Linked DNA regions of Homo sapiens: region 1 is linked to region 2. The links are chromatin contacts, found by Hi-C or POLR2A ChIA-PET in ENCODE. All regions are on one chromosome and are shown on one strand. The core of a region is the stretch at or near the end of the contact, and the rest is flanking DNA. Distances in the headings are between cores, read along the strand shown. Region 1 overlaps AMBP (alpha-1-microglobulin/bikunin precursor). Region 2 has its middle 18 kb from the start of KIF12.

Region 1 (3,642 bases), core at 619-3,118, 59 kb after region 2:
TGACTGAGGAGTGGGGCAGAGCTGGGTTCTAATTTTGCACCTGCAACGTTGAGCAAGTGCCAATCTGAGTGTCAGTATTCTCTTGTAAAATGGGACAAAGCACCTGCCTCCCAGCCTTCCCAGTACCTGACGCGGAGTTAGTACTCAGCTAACAGCAACTGCTCCTAATAATAACGACAACGATACAATGGTAACAGTAATAGCATTCCAGGGAAGAGCAACCATTGAAGATGTCTGTGCCTTGATTTTCCCACTGGAAAATGGCACCTGCGGTAAACCAGAAGAGGAAAAAAAAATCTGATCATTTCATGGAATACCCTTTGGAGATAAATGATTCAGCAAGCAGAGGTTTCTGGCCCCAGGCGACAGCTGCTTTCCCTTCCCTGAGTGTCCCTGCCTACGGACCCCTCCCTGAGTCTCTCTGTGTCCACAGGTGATGAGGAGCTGCTGCGCTTCTCCAACTGACAACTGGCCGGTCTGCAAGTCAGAGGATGGCCAGTGTCTGTCCCGGGGTCCTGTGGCAGGCAGCGCCAAGCAACCTGGGTCCAAATAAAAACTAAATTGTAAACTCCTGAAATTCTGTGTCCTCATTGTTCATTGTCATCACAAGTGTAACTAACAGGGTGGCGGAGGGGAGAAAAAGCCAGGGTGGGGCCATATGCAACCCCAGCTTTCCCCAGAAGTGAAAACTGCGTTGGAAACATAATAGAACTATCTTCAGTACATGACGTTGGCTATGCAAATTTTGAAACAAATCAAAGTTCTATTTACAATAGTGTAAAATGGGATTATTTTGTTTTGTTGTAATAAGGCTAGGAAAGAAAGGAAGACACTCTGGGGACTTGTCTCTGGGAGAGGTTTGGTGGGTCATCAGTGACCCAGGCTCAGAAGAAATGATTGATTGTGCCCTGCTGTGCCCAAGGAGCTCAGGGCAGACAGCCCACAAATGCCTGAAATAATTCCCCTGTCCTTTGCTGTACAAAACATCTCCCCAGGGTTTTACTTCAGCTGCAGCCATATCCCCAGAACCAGCTGACCGGAGCTGGAAAGCCTCAGCTGTTTCTCTGCATGGCCCTGGGGAGCCCATCCCCTGGGACCTTCCCCTGGGCCTTTGTCCTGGAAGGAGAGTGCTCACTGGCCTTCACATTGTGTCCAGTGCAACTGCTGGGCCCTGGCCCAGGGCCAGAAGCCCTTGATTTGGGCTGGCTTCTCCTCACCCTTGGGAAAGGGAGTAGGTGGGCTGTCTAGAGCAGCTCAGGACAAACTTGGCCCAAGAACACAACTCCAGGATACTCCAGTGTAGACACACAGGCTTTACAAACGTCTGATTTATAAATATCTCTTGCTAACTGCATCCACCCACAGCCCCGATGGCTGCTGTGGCTGTGGAGGGATTGGAGGCCCCAGCTTTGTGTGTTCTGAAGTGGAGAGCTGACGCTGGCAGAAGAAACCCAGGCGGGGCCCTACCTCCTCTTCTCTGTGGGTGACCAGCGTCCTAAGGGCCGGTGGCTAGTTCAGTCCTGGGTTCGCCCCTTGTGCCCTTAGCTCATTGGCTTGAGGGACCAGGCAGGCAGGAAGGAGGGATTCCATACTTCTGGTTGAGGGGATGAACCTGGAGACAAGGATTTGAGGATTGAAAGCTTTGCAGTCCCCTGGGTCAGACACATCAAGACCCTCCCTTTGTCTCCCCCAACATCCAAAGTGTGGGGCTTACAGGTTCCAACAGAGAAGACTGCCCTGAGGGACAGCATCTGTGGTCACGGCCTGGACTTTCTGGGCAGAAGCAGGTGGGGTCAGGTGCAGGGAGACAGGCAATTGTCCAGGAGAAGTGAGAGGCCCTCCGGCCTGGGACTAACAAAGGTCCTCCCATCCTGTGTCCACATCCTGTTCCTTCCACACGTGCCTCCCATACCAGGGCCAGCCAGCCACGGCAGTTTGAAGGGGCCATGTTGAAGAGTGATATTTTGAAGTGACTTGAACTGAAAGATAAAATGTTTAAATTGGAGGGTGTGAGCTGCAGGTGTACAGGCCAGCTTCAGCTGGTGGAAGGAAACGTTGCTCACGAGGTATTTTTTTAAATTTTATTTTTTTGAGACAAGGTCTCGCTCTGTCACCCAGGCTGCAGTGCAGTGCCATGATCTTGGCTCCCTGAATCCTTGACTTCCTGGGCTCAAGCGATCCTCCCACCTCGGCCTCCTGAGTAGCTGGGACTACAGGCGCGTGCCACCATGCCTGGCTAATTTTTGTATTTTTGTTGTTGAGACGGGGTTTCACCATGTTGCCTGGGCTGGTCTTGAACTCCTGAGCTTAAGCGATCCTCCCATCTTGGCTTCACAAAGTCTTGGGATTACAGACATGAGCCACCACGCCTGGCCGAGGTATTTTTTCACAGCTCTGAATTCGTCACTCGAAAACTGAGTTTCCACATAAAAATCTGGGTTTCTCAGTTCTCTTAAAAATAATTGGCATCCTGATGCCAACGATGAGCTGGGGCTTAGCAGAGATGCCCCCCCCCTCCCCCCCACCGGAAGGGCCTCACCTTGTGTAACCAGCTCTGCTCACCGACCTGCCTGGTCCAGGGGCATTTGACTCTGTGACACTTGCTATAACTTTTCACTAAAAATAAATTTAAAAATCAATGCACCCTAGCTTTTAAACCCCAGGGGTCGGATGGGGGAGCGGCACCTTGTGACCCCGAGTCTGAGGAATTCACAATGCTCACCTCAGAAGGTGCCAGGAATCTTTCTCCGCACAGTGGACACACTTACCTTGACGATTCACTCCATTCTTAAATAGTCTCACCTCAAATTTCTCTTTCAAAGGTGCTGGGCACACTCATTTATTTCCATTACAAAATAAATGTAGCTGCAGCTGCTTAATAAAGAAACATCTTTCCCCCCCCCCTTTTGAAAGCATTTTTTTTCAATCCAGAGGCTGCTCCTTCAGCTGTGAGGGCTCCCGGGCCATGCCCTGGCCTTATTTGACTGCAATGTTCAAGAGTGTGGAGGAGGATTCCTTCGGCCACAGCAGGACTCCTGACTTCATTGTAGGCTACATAGAAACTCCTCTATTAAACTTCAATCATCGGCTCAGAACATCCACACAGTTCTCTTAGCATGAAACTCCTAAGGCAGGATGGTTTTGAGGGCAGGGCTGGTGCTCCAATGGGCTCTTTGTGCTGTTACACGTGCGGTTTGATGGAATTTTTCCAGGTGATCAAGTAACACATCCTCTACTTTGAAGCAGAGTTGCCCACACCTGGTAAAGATGGTGTCAAGCCAGGGCCTGGGGTGTCTGTCACTCACTCACCTTGATGGCAGGATGGCGGCTTCACCTCTTAAGGGGCTGTTCTAACAGTGGGCCCACTAGGAGGAGTGGTCACCCCCTCCTGCTCAGGCCCCAGCTTGCCTGCTGGTCTCTCTTCTCCCTTGACTGGCCTTTGGTTTGCTTCTATTCCAGAAGAACATTGGTGTCTGCACATCTGAACGGCATCAGGCTTGGTGAGCCCACCAGGGCTGGCCTCTAGCAGCTCATGGTGGAGGGCGCTGATTTCTAATTTGTTCAGAGTCCCTCATGCCATCAGGAATTTGGCAAAAGCCATGGACACTCTTCCCCAGCACATGGATGATACATACAACAGTT
Region 2 (3,803 bases), core at 107-2,606:
TAAAGGAGACAGTCTTCCTGGAGTCTCTACCCTTGCACTGTGGGCTGGAACAGAAAAAGAAGTGCCCTCAGCCACTGTTCCTGGGCCACCCACCGAGGGCCTGGCATAGCACTGGGCACTTCACCAACATCCTCTCACTGAGTCTTCTGGAAAGGAGGGCTTGGTCTCAATGACCCCATTTTACAAATGGTGAAGCTGAGGCTCAGAGAGGCAAAGTCACCTGTCCAAGACCACACAGCTGGCCAGGGGAAAACTAAGCATAAGACACGGTCCTTGCTTATAAGTTGCTTTAAGTCCAGGGCTAAAAGTAAGACACTGTACATGTGAAATGACAAGACAGCCCCTCAGGCCAGGCACTATCTTCAGTGCCGGGAACAATGACCCAACAGGAAACTGGTTGAAGCAAGTCCCAGTTCTGCTACACACTTGCTGAGTGACCTTGAGCTGGTCACTTTCCTTCTCTGAGTCAAACATCTCAGTCTCTTATGCTCTTTCTTATGTAGCATCTGGTAAGAATGTATAAAGTAGGACCTCGTAAGGGCGTGGGAGAAGATGGCTGAGGTTTGTGGAATAGCACAGCATTATGGCTAAGAATTACTACAAAGCCCTCCTCCTACCATATAGAGATCCCCTCCACCAACATCCCAAGAGGCAAATCCCCAGGCAGGAGAGTTAAGGTAGACTGGGTTGGGGGGCTAAGCAGAGGATCTGCAAGCCCTGTGCCAGGCACCAAGGGGAGGAAGGAATGGCACGGGGCATTCCACACCGGTGGACAGGAATTCTCTCTAAGTCGGAACTCCAGCGGCTCCTCACCAGCCCCTCTTCCCAGGCAGCCTTCACCACAAGACCCAGCACCTCCAGTGTCCCCAGCCACAGCCCCCCACAGCACAGGCTCCTCCTGGAGTTGGCTCCAGCTCCAGCAGGCCAGCCATTGAAGGCTCCACCTCACCCCTTTAAATTCTATTTTTTCAAACCACATTCTTGAACTTGGCAGATAACGTGGCAGCCCGACAAGAGCCCTATTTACTCGGAGAGCCGTGAATGGGCCCTTTATAACAAGCTTCATTAATATTTCTACCTATTGGCCAGCTCTCCGTTTCCTCCCCCTATACAAACAGATTCTCCACACAGAAAGACTTTTCAAATGCTCTTGTTGACTTTCCCCAAACAGGGAGGGCAGCTGAGCCGGCAGGGGTGTGTGAGTGTGTGTAAGTGTGTGTGCAGGGGAGGGGGCGGCCGTGGGCTTGCGCCCGCCAAGCCTTATGCAGGAAGGAAAGAGGCCCACTATTCATGGGCAGGGACGGGCAGCTCGGGTGAGTCCAGGTATGCCATGCCTCACAAAGGCATACTCAGCCCAGCCTGCCCCACGAATTCCAGAGCCCTGGCCCGCGGAGGTAGGCCGTCCCTTCTCAGCTCCTGCTGCCTGACCAGTGACCCGAGGCAAGTCCCTGACTTGCTCTAGGCTTCACTGTCTTCTTTTGTCAGTTGAGTCTCTACCTTGCTACTCAAAGTGTGGTCCATGCACCAGTGGTATCACCATCCCCCGAGAGCTTAGGAGAAACATAGAACCTCTACCCAGATTTGTTGTCCCTGAATTTGCATCCTAGTAAGATCCCTGGGTGACTTGTGTGCACTATCGACTTCAAGAAGCATCTGATCCACTCCACATGCCTCCTCCATCACCCCCCTGCCACCACCACTCTAGGGCCCAAAGGCCACAGTGGACCTGACACATCATCGAGAAGGCGGCCACCAAGGCTCTTTTGCTCTCTAGTTCGACACCACAGCCCTGGCCCATGGTTGGGGCTCAGAAAATCAATGAATAAACAGAAAAGTGTATTGTCCAAGTCCACAGCCTTGTGCTAACGACAGCAATTCTTCCTCTTCAGCATTTGAGAACATTGTGAAGAACTGCCCGTTCCATTGTTCTGAAGGTCGTAGAGTCTTGGAAGGGACTTTCTAATATTGCAGTGGATGGGGTGAGCTCCCTGTCTTTTGGAGATATGCAAGCAGAGGCGGGAGGACGTGTGATGGGAAGTTGGAGGAGACACCATGCCCCATGTATAAAGAACGTGCCTTTGGGGCAGAGAAAAAAAATCACTGCAGGGAAGATGGTGTCCTCACTGAGCACACCCACAGGTGAAATGGGGGCCTCTTTAGAGACGGACAGACCCGAGTTTCAATGTTGGTGATGCCTTCTTTAACAATGAGAACATGGACAAGGTGGACAAGAGCCTTCACTTCCCTTCCATCTATTCATTCAATAAATGTTGATTCTATGTGTCAAGCCCTCTGCTGGACCTTGGGGACCTGATAGTTCATAAAATAGATTCTTTATTCCTATGGGGAGAGAGACAAACAAAAATCAATAAAAAATAAATATGGGCAGGGCGCGATGGCTCACACCTGTAATCCCAGAACTTTGGGAGGCCGAGGAGAGGGGATCACAAGGTCAAGAGATCGAGACCATCCTGGCCAACATGGTGAAACCCCATCTCTACTAAAAATACAAAAATTAGCTGGGCGTGGTGGCACGTGTCTGTAATCCCAGCTACTCGGGAGGCTGAGGTAGGAGAATCACTTGATCCCGGGAAGCGGAGGTTTCAGTGAGCTGAGATCACGCCACTGCACTCCTGCCTGGTGACAGAGCAAGATGACTCCATCTCAATAAATAAATAAATAAATAAATAAATAAATAAATAAATAAGAATGCTGAGGAGAAAGTAGAGGAGGGTGACAGAGACAAGGTGTGTGCATGGGAGGTGGGGAAAATTATGAGTGAGGGGAGCTAGGGAAGATGCCACTGAAAGGTGACCTTTTACAGTCAGACCTGAAGACAAAGGAGCCAGTCACGTGAGAAGCCAAAGGAAAGGTACCCCCAGCATAGGGACAGCATGTGCAAAGGTCCTGAGTTAGGAAACACTGGGCGCTTTGAAAGGGAGGCAGCGTGGTGATCGCATTCCACACACAAGTGGGAGAGGAACCGTGGGAGGCGGGAATTTCCACCTTACAGAGCTGCAGAGGATGGATGGCACCCAATCGGTGCTCAGAGCAGGATGTGTTTGCTCTTCACTGACCCACAGGTCCTGATCAGAACTGCTGTCTGTTTCCATCTCCCGAGAACAGCAGGGGCAGTGCCTCAGCCTGGGGGCCACGGCCCAGGGCAGGGCCAAGGAGCTGCAGGGGCTGAATGAGCCGCCTGTGTGCATATTGGCTGCATACTCCTGCCTTTTTGGGGAGGGAGTGGCCTGCCCTCTCCTGGGACACCTGCCCAGCTTCAGCTGGCCTGGGTGGCTTGGACAGGAGTTCCTGACCCCCTGCCCAGTTCTCAGCAGCCAAAGGCCAGACCCTCTTGGGAGCACAGAGCCTGCCAGCCGGCTCACACCCTCCTCCCTCCTCCCTGGCCAGCCCTTAAGTACCAGGCTGGAAATAACCGGTTCTCTCCACCCCTTGGGGCCATGGGCTTGCCCACCCTAGGGGCTGAGGTGGCTGGACAGGGAGTGGCGGTGGGCTGTCCCAAGAGAGACTTCTTGGAGTCTTCGCTGGGAGGCTCCCACCCTTGGGTTAGTAGGGAGGAGTTGGTTCAATCCTGGATTTGCTGCTGCCTCTCCATGAGCCCTTCCAAAGCTGCCTTAGCATTCTGAATCTGGTTTTCCTTATCATTACAGTGGAACCGATCACCCCCTCTGAGGGCTGTTGTGAGAATTAAATAACAGATGTGTGAGCTTTGCAAACCGTGACGTACAATGCACACAGAAGACTTTGTGGTCGGGTCGGACAGTTCACTTTGTATTCGAGGTCAT

Evidence for each region. Hi-C counts contacts between places; a loop is a spot of excess contacts on that map. ChIA-PET counts read pairs that join two places held with the same protein, here RNA polymerase II (POLR2A).
Region 1: a map of cardiac septum shows a loop between it and region 2 (2.9-fold over the local background). The contact joins two enhancer-like sites. A Hi-C loop is called at or near these places in 1 of 168 maps with a recorded cell type or tissue (cardiac septum). POLR2A ChIA-PET finds 5 or more read pairs at or near these places in 2 of 52 experiments (HepG2 and WTC11).

The regions. Positions count from the first base shown.
Region 1 is chr9:114,057,062-114,060,703 of GRCh38, reverse strand. AMBP (alpha-1-microglobulin/bikunin precursor) reads left to right here. Exons shown (of 10, transcript NM_001633.4): 10 at 434-577. The coding sequence ends at 465. Among named protein-coding and RNA genes, the nearest start is that of AMBP, 19 kb to the left of the region's middle. Within about 2 kb of position 1,868, at least 4 of the 41 ENCODE cell types and tissues checked have a DNase peak (open chromatin) inside an H3K27ac peak, as active enhancers do.
Region 2 is chr9:114,115,789-114,119,591 of GRCh38, reverse strand. No RefSeq gene overlaps it. Among named protein-coding and RNA genes, the nearest start is that of KIF12, 18 kb to the right of the region's middle. Within about 2 kb of position 1,356, at least 8 of the 41 ENCODE cell types and tissues checked have a DNase peak (open chromatin) inside an H3K27ac peak, as active enhancers do.